2 separate regions of the Mus musculus genome follow, and region 2 is linked to region 1. Evidence: chromatin loops called from intact Hi-C (ENCODE). Cell type or tissue: heart. All regions are shown on one strand.

Region 1 (8,000 bases):
AGTGGGAGAGGTTCACAGGCGCTTATAGCTTGCAGCTAGCAGATTGCTGTGGAGGCTGCTCCTGGGTTGGAGTGGGGGAAAGAGCTGCCAATCAAGAGCCTTCCAAGAGGCCTTCAAGTTCTCTGATGTGCTGTCTTGTTGCTGCAGACTCTGATAGAAAAGAAATCTCATTTCCCATCCGGAAAGACCCAGGGATTTAGTTCCAGGCTCATGTGTTTAAACAACAAAAGATGTACCAAAACAAAGCTATGTACCAAGAGAAAGGAGCTGACTGGGAGTGAGAAAAACAATATACCTACCCCTTCCCTACTCTCTCTATCCCTCCCCCACTCCATCTATTCCTCTCCCTCCTCACTTGCTCTTGGCAGTGTGTGTGTGTGTGTGTGTGTGTGTGTGTGCCTGGACCTGCTGAATCACATTTATGTATGTATATGTCTGTGTTGCTGCTCTGTGTGTAGTATGATGCTAGTTTTATGTAGATGTGCACAAGCATGTACGTATGTATGATTCGTATGCAGAGGCATACATAGGGTGTGGAATGCTAGTATTATAAGACCTGAAAAGCCTTACGTCCAGGATGTCGCACTCACAGAGATGCAGAGACAGAGATTGATGCAAAAAGCAAGAGGTTTATTAATCCAGCATGCTGGGGTCATCCTGAAATCGGGACAGAAGCGACCCCAAGTAGCTAAAGCACACACCTTTTATACCAACAGCCCCTTCTCAGAAATGACCTCAAAGACTCGCAACCTGGCCTAAGCATAAAATAGTGAAGACATCCAAGCCTTTGCTGCTTTAGGTCAGCTAAAGAATCAGGAGGGGCCAGGAGGCAGCAAAATTGCTAAAGAGCTCACTGAGGCCCTGACTTTGGATTCTCAGCACCCATTAAGCCAAGTTCAACATCATTGTCAGGAATCCCAGTTCTGGAAAGGAAGGCAGAGGTGGGAGAGTCCCTGGCCAGTCTCCTAGGTGAATCCCTGAGCTGCAGGTTCAGTGAGAGACCCTGTCTCAAAAAGTAAAGAGGAGCTGGAGACATGGCGCAGCAGTTAGAAGCACATACTGTGTTTACAACGGGACCTGAGTTTGGTTGCAAGCACAAACATCAGGTGGCTGAAAACAGCCTCTAAGTTCAGCTCCAGGGGATATAATGCCCTCTTCTGGCCTTTGCAAATGAATACACAAATAGTAAAATAATAGATGTGGTGGCACAAGCCTTTGATCCCAGTGCTTAGGAGGCAGAGGCAGGTGGATCTCTGAGTTTGAGGCCAGCCTGGTCTACAAAGTGAGTTTCAGGGCAGCCAGGGCTACAAAGAGAAACCCTGTCTCAAACAAATAAAAAATAAAAAGGTCTGGATAGATGGCTCAGTGGTTAAGAGCGTTGACTCCTCTTCCAGAGGTCCTGAGTTCAATTCCCAGCAACCACATGGCCCTCTTCTGGTGTATCTGAAGACAGCCACAGTGTACTCGTATAAATAAAATAAATAAATCTTTTTTTAAAAAAAATAAATAAAAATAAAGTGAGTCTTAAAAAACATAAGGTGGGGACAGGAGTGTCTTTGGGACTCCAGATCTCTTGAGAGGGTGACATGGGTTCCTCAACTCTGACTTCTAGCAACAAGAACAGAAATGGTCACAGTTGGCCAACTAGGTGCTCCTCACCCTAAGTATGTCTCCGTGGGACAGCTGCTCTGTGTTCAGGGTGTCTTGTTGGCCTGGTGTTGGGTGTAGCAGTAGTGTATGGGGAGACCCTATTTGTTCACTGTGATCTGTGTCCCGTGCTAACTGCTTTTGTGGTCAGATAACCATAACGCTTAGGGATTTCTTTTTGTCTGTTTTAATGTTTCCTTCTGAAATGTGTATAGCAAGGCCACTTAGTCTGGACCGTGTGTTTTCAGTCTGGGAACAGGATCACAGAGCCCTCTTAAGGAAGTGCATTCAAACCAATGCTTCATGTTCCTTGTGTTTTTCCAAAGTGAGTACTGTAGCCAACATTTATTTTAGTCTTGGGTTACATTTGAAATAAATCAACAGACAAATCCACAACATCCAAACAAGAAAAAAGAAAGAAGAAAGAGTCCAGAGACTGAATTTTGTTCCTGATGAGCCTTTGATGAAGCTGGGGGTGGCGGCACATACCTTTAGTCTGAGCGCTGGGTAGACAGAGGCAGACATCTCTGTGAGTTCCAGGTAGTCTAGCTTCCAGGCAATGTTATAATGAGGCTGAGATAACCCACTCAAGAAGGTTACACGCCACACTTTGTTGATGAGTGAAGAGTGTGGTGAGTCCTCAGCTGACCAAGAGTAGGCTCATGCCTGGGAACGACTCTTGGCATCCAGACAAAGGAGGGCAGGATTTTTAAAGTCACAAGGTCGCAATGCCATCAGACCTAGTGCTGGCCAAGGGTCTTTACAACATAATTTTTTTTTGAGCTTCTAAAATATCACACAAATTCTTAAGGGATTTAAGAGAAGCTGAATTATCTTTCAGGTCAGGATCTTACTCAATAGGGAAGTGTTAATCCAGAAATTTGCAAGAGGAAAAAAAAAAAACAATTCCACAATTTTGAGTCAAATTTGAAGCAAGCTTTAATTAAATACCATCCAGGATGGACTTCGGTCAGGACCACTCTCTGGAATTTCAGCAAGTGGCCATGAGATACATGTTGTAGGGGCTTTTAAGGACAAAAACCATACTGCCACCATATTTTACCATATGGCTTTCTTATTTTCCAAAAACAACAGCTCTCAGCATTTCAGGAAGTTGCCTGGTTCTTGGAAAGAAGGGTTTTATAGGTTAACTTTTGGGTCTTACGTTCCCCATCTTGAGTTATATCCTGGGTCAAGTCCTTGACTCTGTAATGGGTACTTGTTTATATTGGGATCTAATAGCCATCAGCCTCATGGTACCCAGGCAGGAATTATCATCCATTTGAGGCATCGGTGATGTAAAAGCCAACAGAATTAGCAGAAGCAGAAGGGCCAAAGGCCTTGTAATCGCTGACATCAGAGTTACTGTCTGGGAGGAGCCTAGAAAACTATTATTTATCAATTATTTCCTCTCAGGTCCTCTTTTTGTAATATTCCTTTGAGTATACCAGATTACAACCCCATATCATTTGTATAGAAATAACAATTTTCTCCAAAAGCCATATAGTGCCTCTTTGTTCTGTATAAGCCAGGCCAAGGTGCCCTGCCATATTGTAGAACTATTTCAGTTAATAAATCATCCTGTTGATAAGCCTGAGCCCACTGTCTTAGTTTGGGTTTCCATTGCTGTGAAGAGACACCATGACCAGGACAACCCTTATAAAGGAAAACATTGAATAGGGGCTGGCTTACAGTTTCAGAGGTTCAGTCCATTATCATCATGGTGGGAAGCATGGCAGCATGCAGGCAGACTTGGTGCTGGAGGAGTCAGGAGTTCTACATCTTGATCTGAAGGCAGTCAGGAGGAGGTTTTCCTGCCCTGGCCAGAGTTTGAGCATAGGCGACCTCAGAGCCCATCTGCACAGTGACACGTTTCCTCCAACAAAGCCACACCTATTCCAACAAGACCACACCTCCTAACAGAGGCACTTCCTATGGGCCAAGCATATTCAAACCACCACACTCACTTTCCTGGTGCCCCAATTGGCATGATAAGTTATTTCTCCACTAGTGAAATGAGCCAGTTTAAACCAGATTAGAGTATAAAAAGTCAGGTTTATCGGGAAGCCACTCTTGGGTGAGTTTACTGGTCCCAAGAAAGGATGCCAGGGAAGTCATGAAGCCCAGGGAGATAGAGGGGGTAGGGGGAAGAGAGAGAGAGAGAGTGTGTGCACACATAGAAACCAACCACGTGGTGGCTCTCAGCCATCTAATAAAGAGGTCTGGTGCCCTCTTCTGGCATTCAGGCATATACTCAGGACACCATGTACATAATAAATAATATATCTATTTTTATTTATTTTTATTTATATGAGTTCTCTGCAGCTGTCTTCGACACACACTAGAAGAGTGCATAAGATCCCATCACAGATGGTTGTGAGCCACCATGTGGTTGCTGGGAATTGAACTCAGGACCTCTAAAAGAGCAGTTAGTGCTCCTAACAGCTAAGCCATCTCTCCAGCCCAATAAATCTCTTTTTAAACATTATTTTTACACTGTTATAACTTGTGTAGACTTTTAACACTCTTTCCATCTGGTCATATATCAGAGACATGAGTGGCGATCACTGAGAGCAGTCACTCAAGGCATTTCCTTTTAGTGGAAACTTACACCTGGAACCTACGTATTCCTTGATATGAAAGTCTGTTAGTAAGGCAAACCTGCCCGCCTTTTCTTAACAAGAGACCCAGTAGCTCTATATGAACTAACAGGGTGGCTGCAGTCTTGGGGAGAGGAGCCAGTTGCCTACTGCTGCCAAGCTGACAAAGCTACAGGCAGCCTAGCCATCAACACCATCAGAGACCTGAACAGGATAAATTATAGCTGGAAGCATAATCCACATGACCTACGGATCAACTAAATGGCAGAGACCAGTCGATATTCTCGGATACCTAGACACTCATCCCAGGCTCCTGTGTTCTCCATGGCATTGGGGGCAGAGGTGCCAGGACAGCGTTGTCTTCAGCCCCCCAGGATCAGAAGATGAGGGGCTTTTCTGTAGAGGATAAACATGGGAAAGCAAAGTGGGGCAATCAACTCTCCAGTGTCCTGCTTGCCCACAGTTTGGACTGGGCCCTGAAGGCGGGCAAAGCATTGGGGAAGTCTCACCCAGAGGCTAGCATTACCAGAGTCCAGTTACCACAATCCAGGTGGAGCCATTGTCTTGTCCCATTATCCTCTTGGAGATCTGGGGTATCTCTCCATCTGTCATAGTAAGTTTAAACATCTTTTTTTAAAGGTAAGTTTATTTATTTTGTTTTATTTTTTAAGATTTACTTTATTTATATGAGTGCATTGTAGACATACATCTTCAGACACACCAGAAGAGGGCATCAGATCTCATTACAGTTGGTTGTGAGCCACCATATGGTTGCTGGGAATTGAACTCAGGATCTCTGGAAGAGCAGTCAGTGCTCTTAACTGCTGAGCCATCTCTCCAGCCCAAGTTCAAACATCTTAAAATGCCATATTAGGAGCATTATCTATTAAGTATATCAGAGCTAACCCTTGATTTTTTTTTTAATTTCTTGCTTTAGGCTATACCTCGAAAACATATACAGGAGGCTAAATAAAGCCTTTCCCCTGTACTTATCTACATTCGTATGACTCCAAGTAGAGCTCTCAACACATTAAAGCTTAATCACCTTTAACAATTTCTGGTTGAGGCTCTTTTTGTGAATACAGTCCATAGGAAGATTGGCGACCTTACACCCTTACAGTGTACCATTCTAGAAAGTAACAGTTTTCTTGTTGTTGGTGAGGCCCCAGACAGCAGGAAGCAGTCTAGAGAGAATGACAACCCCACCCCAGCTCCCCAGTCACACCTAAACATTTCTTCGTCTTTTATAATAAATAAGTGGGAGACATGTTGGAAAACCTCACCCCATAAGCGCCCCCCCCCCCCGCCGCTTTTAGTAACCTAGCAACAGCAGGCCATATCGTCATCAGCGACACATTTCACTGCCACGTGAGTTGCACGCAGTCTCCCTGCGCGCATGCGCTATAACTCCTTATTTAAAAAGCGCCTTCTCTTTCTGCCCTCTTTCCCTTTCCACCCTCCCTCCTTCAGAGGCAGCCTCTGGGTACACCTTCTCACCAAAAACCTCTCCCATGAGATGGGTTGCATGGTGTGACTTGGTAGCAATCCTTGGCTCCAATGCTGCCTCTTATTTCATAACAGCAGAACACAGGAGGAGTTGGATGGAGAAGGAAGAGGTAGAAATGATACAAACACAGTACTCATGTCCTAGGAACCTGTACTGTGATAGGCTCCCACAGCATCTCTGTACCGACCCATGTGCCTCTGGTTACTGTTGCCAACGACCAAGCTATTCTCCCTCAGCCTGGGAGACTCTACTGCTCTCTCTCCTTTAGGGAAGTCTCCATCACCTGCAGAGTCAGTTAGATCTCTAATGAAATTATTTGCCCCAGGACCAACATAGTCCCCAGAGGAACATCACAGCAGACTGAAATGATACACAAAAAAATATTTACTAACAGTCACATTAACTCAATGTGATGTTTTGTATATACTTGGCCCAGGGAATGGCACTATTAGAAGGTGTGGCCCTGTTGGAGTAGGTGTGGCCTTGTTGGAGTAGGTATGTCACTGTGGGTGTGGGCTTTAAGACCCTCATCCTAACTGCCTGGAAGCCAGTATTCTCCTAGCAGCCTTCAGATGAAGACGTAGAAACTTTAAGCTCCTCCTGCACCATGCCTGCCTGGACGCTGCCACGTGCCCACCTTGAGGGTAATGGACTGAACCTCTGAACCTGTAAGCCAGCCCCAATTAAATGTTGTCATTTTTAAGACTTGCTATGGTCATGGTGTCTGTTTACAGCAGTAAAACCCTAATAAAGACAGCCAATTCAAAGTTCTGGCTCCTTTATTGACAGCCACACCAAGAGTAGGCTTGTGCCTCTGGAAGACTTGGTGCCCAAGCTCAGGGGTACAGCATTTTTAAAGTTTACATCAGTTCCAGTGGTGAGGACTGGGGGTGGGGGAGTACATTAGCGAGGATTTGTAGTGGCCTAGTAACATCTGCTTTCTTTGTAAGGCTCAGCAGCATCTTCCAGACACTACATAATATTTTTGGACCATGGTCAAAATCATGGACAGTTCCCAGAAGCCTGGCCAAGGTGAATATGACCTTGACAGTTGCAGAACAGCTGAGAGTGACCAGGCAGGCACACAATAACACTGGGACAGGGTGGCTTCTCTTCGTCATTTCAATCCCCATGTCTTTAGTTTTAAACACTTGATCTCTGCTATGGGGTAAATACTGAATCCCAGGGCTCATTCGCTTAACCCAGGCAGTTCTTTGTCTGATGAACTTTAAGAAGCGATTTACTACACAAGACTCCACATCTAGTCATATAAAGAAAAGGAGTAAGGGACCAGCCAGGCCAGGGAGGAGGGTTGTGAGCCATGGGTTCCAATCAAACGCTTTGTGGTACCAGGATTTATTTGACTCACACTCCTGTTGCCTCTTGTCTAAATTACTCTTCACCTTCTGCAAAGTCTCTTTAAGCACTCTGATTTGTGAACATAAAGAAGCAAGCCTCCCCAGTATCACATAAAGTGACCCCTGGGACATAGAAACTAAGTCCTAGCCTTGCAGGTTTTGGAAGACTACACCTGCCAGAAACTCTACACAGGTCTGGAGGATATCGAGGGACATTTGGAGGTATCTAATGTCTGCACCTGTCTGATGGCTTATCTGTTGTAGGCCCTCTATTTTTCTTTGAGTATGACTGTAGTGCTAAAGGAAATGGTCCCGGCTACCCTCCTTCCTACCATCATTGGAACAAGGAGAGAGGGAGCCCTCCTGTATCACGTGTGGGGCAGCCCAAAGGGGGATAAGAGGTGGGCCCCCACTGGTCCTGAATAAGCGTATATTTGGGGTAGTACATGTACTATCAATCATACATAAAACGGGATTATAATGCAGATGTTCTAAGGTTATACTGTGGGTGAGGCCAGTGATGCAGGCCTACCAAGTTCCCGTGAGAGAGAAGTAAACATCTGGGTTAAGATTAACCATGAGACTAGTAGGCAGAAAGGGAGGAGGTGGGTATAACCAAGCAGGAGTCCTGTGTGAGCGGCTTAGCCTGAGTGGAACTGGTCCAGGTGAGATGCTCTATTTCGGGTCCTGGTCTAGGCTTGGCACAAGAGGGATGAATCCAGGTGGGGTCAGCCTTGGCTGCAGTTGGCTCTGTCGGGACGGCAGTATGAGGTCCTCTCGGGGCTGATGTCAGTCTTTCTTTCTGAAACGTCTTGATGTACACTGTCTCCCCCGGTTAGAACAAATGACAAGGCATCAAAGAGGTAACTGGATGGGCATCTGGAGCCT
Region 2 (8,000 bases), 87 kb before region 1:
GTGGCCCACACCTTTAATCCAGCACTGGGGTATCCAAGTTGAAGGACAGCCTGGTCTACAGATTGAGTTCCAAGACAGCCAGGGCTACACAGAAAGACCCTGTCTTGGGGAAAGTGGGGTAGAAACAGCTGTCACCTTCCAGGCTCTCTTCCCAAAGGCTCCCTAGCTTCCCAGAACAGCACTGTTAGCCAGGTACCAAGTGTTCAAAGAGGATTCCATAGACCACTGCTCACATTCAAACAATAATGGTGAGTCTTCAAATTTTTTGGTGTCCCCAGAATTACTACAAGCCATGTCTGTTGTCCTCATGGCCACTGGCTTGCTGCAGTAGAAATTCCCTAGCTCTGAAATTTCTGGGCTGAGATCTATGTTGATATTAAAACCAGGTTCAGGGGAAGTTTACCTGTTGGGACAAAGGGCATGTTTACATACTCAGGTAGCACATGGGACCCACAGCAGGCTTGCTGGAGCTCAGGGTGTTACCGTACGGGGAGATCTTCATTCTACACACCATGCTTGCCTGTCTTACTTGTCTCAGGCTTGACAGGAAGCACAGCATGGTCACCGGGGCACTGAATAGCAGAGTAAGTAAATGGTCCATCTGGATGCAAACACAAACAAAAGAGTGGCAAGGCACAGACCCAGGGGCACAAAATGGTGGGTGACACAGTTGAAGGAGGGGGGGCACTCAGCTTCTCTCCTCACTGGGTGTTGCCCTCCTCCAGACCTACCTTACCTGTTCTCAGCACACAGCCTGGCCCAAGCTGGCATCCATAACAGGCAAGATGTTTGTAATGCATCCTCCGAACTTGCCATCTTCAAAAGAGAAGCCTGGGCTGGGGAGATGGCTTAGTTGGTGAAGCACTTCTTATACAGGCTTTTTTTTTTTTTTTTAATCCGAAGCATTTGGTGGGGGGCAGTGTCTAATCTGAGCTTTGGGCTCCAGTGAAAGGCTGTCTTTAAAGGGGGAGGGGGTAGGAGACAGCACCTGAGGAATGACTCCTTAGGTTGACCTCTGGCATCCACATGCACATACACACTCGAACACACACACACACCACAGAGGCCCCTGGTTCCAGAGAAAATGGAATATATGTTCAAGAAGTCTCAAAACTGTGGAGAAAAAGAACACGTCTCCTACCTTTCTAAAGCAGTGATCCCTAAACTCAGTTACACAGCAGAATCAACCAGAAATTGCCCAGGCACTCCCCAGACCATTTTAACCCGGTGCCAGGGGATGGCAAAGGCTTACTTACTTCCCTTCTTCATCCCCATCTGTGACCTTGGCTTCTGGTTTATTCTCCATCGCCTTATAAAAGCCAGATGGATTCTGGAAATTCTCTTATTTTCTTGTAGTGGTTTCTTACTTCAGCATTTCCACGTAGATGTTAAATTACTCTTAAGTAGAAAAGTCTAGAAATAAAAGCATCAGGCACTATGGGGACAGCTAGCTCTCGCCCTCTCGGGTCCTCAGCAAAGGTTCTCAGCCCATGCCCCCTCTTGCCCCTCCTCCCCAGGCTCCCAGCCACGTGGGAGGCTGTGCACACCTGGCCAAGCAAAGGTTAACCCTGCAGGTATGTCACTGGTTAACTATCAGTACCTTTCCATCCTTCCAGAAAGGGCCCATGACCACCACTGAGGCAGAGCTGGCTTTGAATCTCTGGGTGCCCCCTGCAGGCTTATCGCGCACACACACTCCGGTGCCCCACCCCCAACCGGAAGCCTCAGGCTCCACCGCCATCCTTTGACACCAATCTCTGCTTTGATTCTTACCACTAAGTTCGGTTTCCTAAGACATTTATCAAAATGCTGGTGACAGCAGCTGCTGAGAACACAGAAGTCCCACTGCGGCAGGTGCTAGGGCCTTCTTTGAGCGTGCCCGTGACTCCAAGAGCTAGCTAGGGGCAGAACTATGACGCTAAGACAGCAAGCAGCCTGATTCCTGGCTGTCCGAGCTTTGGGATAGCTATAGATACATAGGTGGTAGAGAGCCATCCACAAGTACAGAAGATCCCAATGGTAATCTCAGTGCAGACTCAAGCCATGGGGGTTTCCTCAAGGCCAGCCAAGAGAGTAACCAGAGCCTCAGCATGGTGTCCCTAAGTACAAGCCCCTTTAAGAGAAGTAAATTGACCCTACGTGGCAGGGGCTCTCCCTATCACACCCCAAACAGTGATGGGATTCAGGTAAGAGCCCAGGACTCCCACTTCCTAGAGCCTGTTTGCTGCCCTAGCATGGGTCGGGGAGAAGGAAAATCCATCTCCGCCTCTCCCAAGAACACGAGGTGCACAGGTTGGAAGTAACCCACCGACTCCAGTTCAAGTAGGGTCCAGCATCCCCCCGGCACTGTGGGTTTACTGGAGCAGGAGAGAGGAACCAGCCAGAGGTCGGGGGCAGGTAGGGTATCAGGTCAGTGGGTGGGTAGCACAGCAGTGGGGTTCTGCCTATTTAGCCCAGTGCAGTTTCCGGGATCTGATGCGTGGTTCAGTCCCATCCCACAAGGCAAGCACTGTGGCCTTGTATCCACAAGTGAGCCCAGGGCTCTGGATCACAGCGTGAGATCTCTCTTCTGGGTTGAGAAGGGAGAAGAAAGGCCAGGAGGTGGAACTGGACAGTAAGAGAGGATGAGGGCTCCATCAACGGTAGGCCAGGGCCTGAGCCGTGATTATGGTGCTGGCTTCAATCTGTTTCCTGCTGAGGTTCTCACAAGAGTGAGACTTTTCTCTCCTTTTTGCTCAACTCTTTTTGCAAACAGAGGCCCGAGAGAGTGCTACAAAGTTACTTTTCTTGTTGGGGGTCAAACACTTGGCATAAGCAACGTCCATATGTCTCAGGCATTTGAATACTTGGTGCCCTGTTGGTGGTTTTGGGAGAGGGTTAGGAGGTGTGGCCTTGCTGGAGGAAGTATGTCCCTGGAGATGGGCTTAGGTTTTAAAATTCACTCCATTTTGAATTGGTTCTCTCTGTGCTTCCTGCTTGTGGATGGAGATGTGAGCTGGCTCAGCACCATGTTCTTCCCTGCTGTCATGATCCCCACCATAAGAGTGATGGACGTTTATTCCTCTGGAACCGTCAGCCCCAAATAAACTCTTCCTTCTAGAAGTTACCTTGGTCATGGTGTTTTATCACAGCAACAAAAAAGTAAGATATGTTTCTTATTTGGGTCTGTTGTTGTCATCGTCATCTTAAATCTGTGTGTGTGTGTGTGTGTGTGCATATGTCTGTGTGTATGCTTGGTATGCATATGTATATATGTGGTGTGGGTATGCTAGTTCATGTGTGTACATGTGAAAGTCAGAGGTCAATTTCCACTGTTACTTTATACCTTTTTTTTAATGTAATATTTTTCTTGATTCTTTGGGAATTTGATATCATACAACCTGATCACACTCTTTTCCCAGTCCTTCCATGTCTGCCCCAACCCCCAAATTATTTTTGAAAAAAGGAGAAGAGAAAAAAAGAAAACCCAAAGTTTTTTATCTTTAAATTCAATGGAGCATGGTTAAACTCTTAGTAGCCCGCCCTTTAAAACAACTGAGATGTTCTCCTCCCAAGTTCCCAGCAGAAACCATCATCATGGAGGGCTAACTTCAGCATCCTTATCACACTTTTAAAGAGTTCTCTTTGATGGCTTCCAGTTTAGTGACTTCATTATAGTGGTGTCCAAAGCCAGAGCCATATGATGGGGTGGCCTGTTCCACCTTTTTTTGAGACAGAGTCTTTCATTGAACCCAGTTCTGGCTATATATTTTATACATACATACATACATACATACATACATATATAAATACATACATACTATATAGTATATATATAATATATATGCACATATAACAATTAATTAAAATATTTAAGATGCCAATAAATATAGAATGAGTTGCCTAATAGCATTGATAGTCTTAGTGCAAATCTAGGTTGTGGCTGGGTATCAGCTTATTGAACAGTTGGGTAAAGTGTAAAAGAGCATAAAGAATAAAGGGGCCTGTGGTGGGAGAGTATCTTAGTTACTGTCCAGTTGCCAGTAGTGGTGGTGCACACCTTTAATTCCAGCACTTGTCCTTGATGGTTGGGCGAAGGCATGGCAGCAGGAACACGTAGGGTTTTCCCTGGGTGCCATCAGCATTCTGGGACATGAGATAGCTCAGTGTTAGAGGTGACACACAGACATTGTTGCCTTGCATCATCTCCATAGCGGCTTCATGACTCATTGCATTTAAATTTCCTCTGTGCTGGTACCCAGCCAAGAGCCTCATATCACCAGATTCCTTAATCCTTCACCACCCTCCTCCTCCTCCTCCTCCTCCTCCTCCTCCTCCTCCTCCTCCTCCTCCTCCTCCTTATGTTCATCTACAGGAAATGCTTAGAACATTGCCTGGTCTGGAGAGAAGTGAGATCCACCCTCTTGCTCTGCTTAGCTCTGTCTCCCAAACCAGGTGCACTGCTCCTCTGAAGAGGTTAGATCCTAGACACCTACAGGGTGTTCTGTAGTGGCCAGGCTCTGGCTCCAGGGTGAAGCACACTTGACATACTCCCCTCTTCTTTGTTTTCTCATGAGGAAGCAGAAAAACACAGCTCAGCCGCTTTCTAGTCCACCTCCAGGCCACCAGCCAGAGGGCAGCACAGTCCTGGGGTTAGAGGATAGGAAGGCCTGTGGGACCTCAGCCACACAATCAAGTCCGTAATGCCTGTAAGTTCTGCCTATGGCAGAAGACAAGCCAGGCTGTTCCCATGTCCCTGTGTCTCCTGGGCTAGTACAGGAATCATGGTGAGGAAGGGTGGAAGGACCAGGGAACAATGCAGGCATTTCTGGGTTCCTGACCACACCACCAATGATAACCAGCCTTACAAAGCCTGGCTCTGTTTAGAAGCATCCTTGCTTACTTAACACACAGCAGCCGGTGCTGTTCTGCCTCAAAGCTGCCAGGAAAATGACAGAAACACTATTAGAAACAATGTAGGAAGGCAGAGCTGTCTGCCCAGCCACAATCACCATTAGAAACAATGTAGGAAGGCAGGACTGTCTGCCCAGCTACAATCGCCTTTGGAAACAATGTATGGAAGGCAGAGGGGTCTGCTCCGACTTGGAGGAGCCAGGAGGAGATATGGGTTACTTCAGATTTCAAGAAGGGTAACTCTCCAAGGTAAAGTGTGTCTCCAGACTGCAAGCATAAATAAAGAGAGAAAGTGAGGGACTAGGACTCAGACTGGTCCCTGGTAGACAGACAGACAGACAGACAGACAGACAGACAAAAGAGACCTTGATAGATTCATGCTGTTTTCTTTCTTTTTTTTTTTTTTTTTGACTTGATAACAAAACTGCTTTATTGACATCTTTTTACAATGACGGTTTTTGCTCTTTAGGTTTGTTAGTCCTAACACTATACAAAGGTACCTGGTTAAACTATTAGCTTACAGAAAGTGAACCCATGTAACCCACACCCAGGGAGAATATGACACTGACATGCTTCTGCGAGTGTGTTGCTATTGGATACAATTTCAAAAAATATGGAACGCTTCACGAATTTGCGTGTCATCCTTGCGCAGGGGCCATGCTAATCTTCTCTGTATCGTTCCAATTTTAGTATATGTGCTGCCGAAGCGAGCACTCATGCTGTTTTCACTTCAACACTTAAAATGGCTGACTTCCTGCTTTTTTCCTTCCTTCCTTCCTTCCTTCCTTCCTTCCTTCCTTCCTTCCTTCCTTCCTTCCTTCCTTCTGCCTTTCCTTTTCTAAGACAAAGACTAGTGGTCTCCTGGAAACCCCAGGGATCGGTTCAGAGAGATGTTTTCCCCCAACCCCAGGGAACTGTTCAGTGGGGACCTCTTCTCCCATCCCAGGAATCCCATTGTTCTGCCAGGAAGCATTAATGAAACCCAAAAGACCACCAAGGAGCCGTTTCTGATGTGATCACATTAGATTCTCTATTACAAACTCAAGTTTGGGCTGATTCACCACTGACCCACAGGATATTTAGTGATGCAGCCCAGAACGCTGATTGGGACACGGCTTTATAGGAAATGGAGCAAATGAGGTGGTGTCTATCTTGGCAAGCATCTGATTGAATGACTATTGCAAGACAGGTGGGCGCTCTGAAGCAAGACTGTATATAAAAGCAAAAGGTCCGAGAGTACATCTGAAACAATCAGGTTAATCTTTGACTAACTAACTGTTGCTAGAAAGAAGCTAGGCATAACTACCAATGGGGTCCTTCCTCCTACTTGGGTATAGCTTGGGATCGGCTGCAAGTCAAATTCTCAGGCATTTTTTTTCTTTCTTTCTTTAAAGATAGAGGCTGGCCCCAAGATGGAGTAGATTTGGCCTCTCCCCCTCATCCCTGGTGACTGTTCAGTGGAACTTTCAAGTCTCTGCAGGAGTCAGTCAGCCTCCCTGCCTTTGTCTGGGTTATTTAGTCCCTAAAGCATCCATTTCTAACCTCTGGGGAATTGAGGCTCATCTCATCCCCCCCAAACATAGAAATCCCCTGGCCCTCCCCAGAAAACTTGAACACCATATCTAAGTTCCCTCCTCACCATGGGGAGTCTTCTCTTCATGTGCTTTGTCATGTGTGCTTTGTGTGCTCCGTGTGTGTGTGTGTGTGTGTGTATGTGCGCATGTGTGTGTGTGTGTGTGTGTGTGTATGTGCGCATGTGTGTGTGTGTGTGTGTGTGTCTGTCTGTCTGTGTGCTCATACGGGTGTTTGCAAAAGCTTCTCTTTCACTAATATCTGCCTGACTGCTGAGACCTGGTTTTTTCCTGCTTTTTTTATTCTTTAAATTGCCAGAGGGGGGGGGGAATCACCTCCCACAACCTCAGAGCATCAGAAGGTAGAGGTTGGCGGATTGTTCCCAAGAAGCAATATGGAACTGAGGAACAGAGGACCAGCCATATTTGTAAGGAACAGCTTGTCTTCAAGGCACAGATGTACCACCAACACTCCCGAGAGTGCCTAGGGGAAATGTGAGGAAAAGCTGGGCCTAGGTGCAAAGGACTTTTCTGCTCCTGGAACAACAGGCCTGGCTTATACCGTGTGCTTATCAGAGATGTCGAATCCCCGGCCAACACTGTGGGGAAAGTGCCCAGCCTGGCTGCATAGAAGCCTGATGTGGAGTGGTACTGCTAACCACACCCGGCAAGATGGAACTACATCTGTGACCTCAGGAGAGGAGAGCCACCTGGGTGGGACCTCTCTGTGTCTCAAGGGATGTGTTTACAAAAAGATAGAGATAGTATGTGGTCTATGGATGTGTAATCAGGTATGGGGGAAGGGGATGTCTTGGCGAGCCCATGCTGAGCCATCCCTTCCCCCTGAGAGGCCAGACGAGGTATACGAGGTATAATATAAAATAAAGTTTATTCAGGGCATGGGGAGGGGGGTTGAGGGGGTAGAGACAGAGAAAGGCAGAGAGAGAAAGAGAGAGAGAAGAGAAGAGAAGAGAAGAGAAGAGAAGAGAAGAGAAGAGAAGAGAAGAGAAGAGAAGAGAAGAGAAGAGAAATAGAGGCTGGCCATGAACACGTGCAGATGGGGGAAAGGAATAAGGGAGGGAGGAAGGGAAGAGCCCAAGAGGGCAAGAGAGAAACTAGAGAGCAAGAGAGGGAGGAGGGGACAAGCAGCCCCTTTTATAGTGGGTCAGGTCTACCTGACTGTTGGCAGGTAACTGTGGGGTGGAGCATACCTGGCTGTTGCCAGGTAAGGTGGGGTGGGGTGGGGTTTAGATAGAATGCTAACACAAGGTGGAAGAGATATGGCGACCATTGAAGGCACAGAGAAAGAACTTGTGAACAGGCCTGTTCTGGAAATCCTAAGAGGAAATTATCTGCCGACAACAACTGTTGTGAAATGGAACTGCCTTCTGCCCCCCAGCAGTGAGACAAGAGCTGGGCCAGCCGACACCCGGCTTGTCCAAAGCCAAGGCGAGCTTGCCAGGGAGCTGAGCTGCTGGGACTTTTCGCACAGAACACAGTGACATATGCCATGGGTGTTGTTTAAGGAGCTAAGTT

The links. A loop is a pair of places that touch in the nucleus more often than their neighbours do. Peaks named below come from ENCODE experiments on the same cell type or tissue, not always from the same donor. Only the 100,000 strongest peaks of a DNase experiment are listed, where the experiment ranks them.
Region 2: a loop joins it to region 1, with 3.0 times the contacts of the local background. A loop is called at or near these places in 5 of 42 quality-filtered maps.

The regions. Positions count from the first base shown.
Region 1 is chr15:76,978,804-76,986,803 of GRCm38, reverse strand. No RefSeq gene overlaps it. Among named protein-coding and RNA genes, the nearest start is that of Gm35933, 4.8 kb to the left of the region's middle. In heart, a CTCF peak has its summit at 3,885 (motif pointing left); no DNase peak of the experiment used is centred here; H3K27ac peaks cover 568 bases; H3K27me3 peaks cover 155 bases.
Region 2 is chr15:77,065,398-77,073,397 of GRCm38, reverse strand. It overlaps Gm24753 (a small nuclear RNA gene), which reads right to left and starts at 5,607; the gene lies at 5,501-5,607. In heart, CTCF peaks have their summits at 1,676 (motif pointing left) and 4,611; DNase peaks (open chromatin) are centred at 2,307, 4,617 and 7,889; H3K4me3 peaks cover 534 bases; H3K27ac peaks cover 3,105 bases.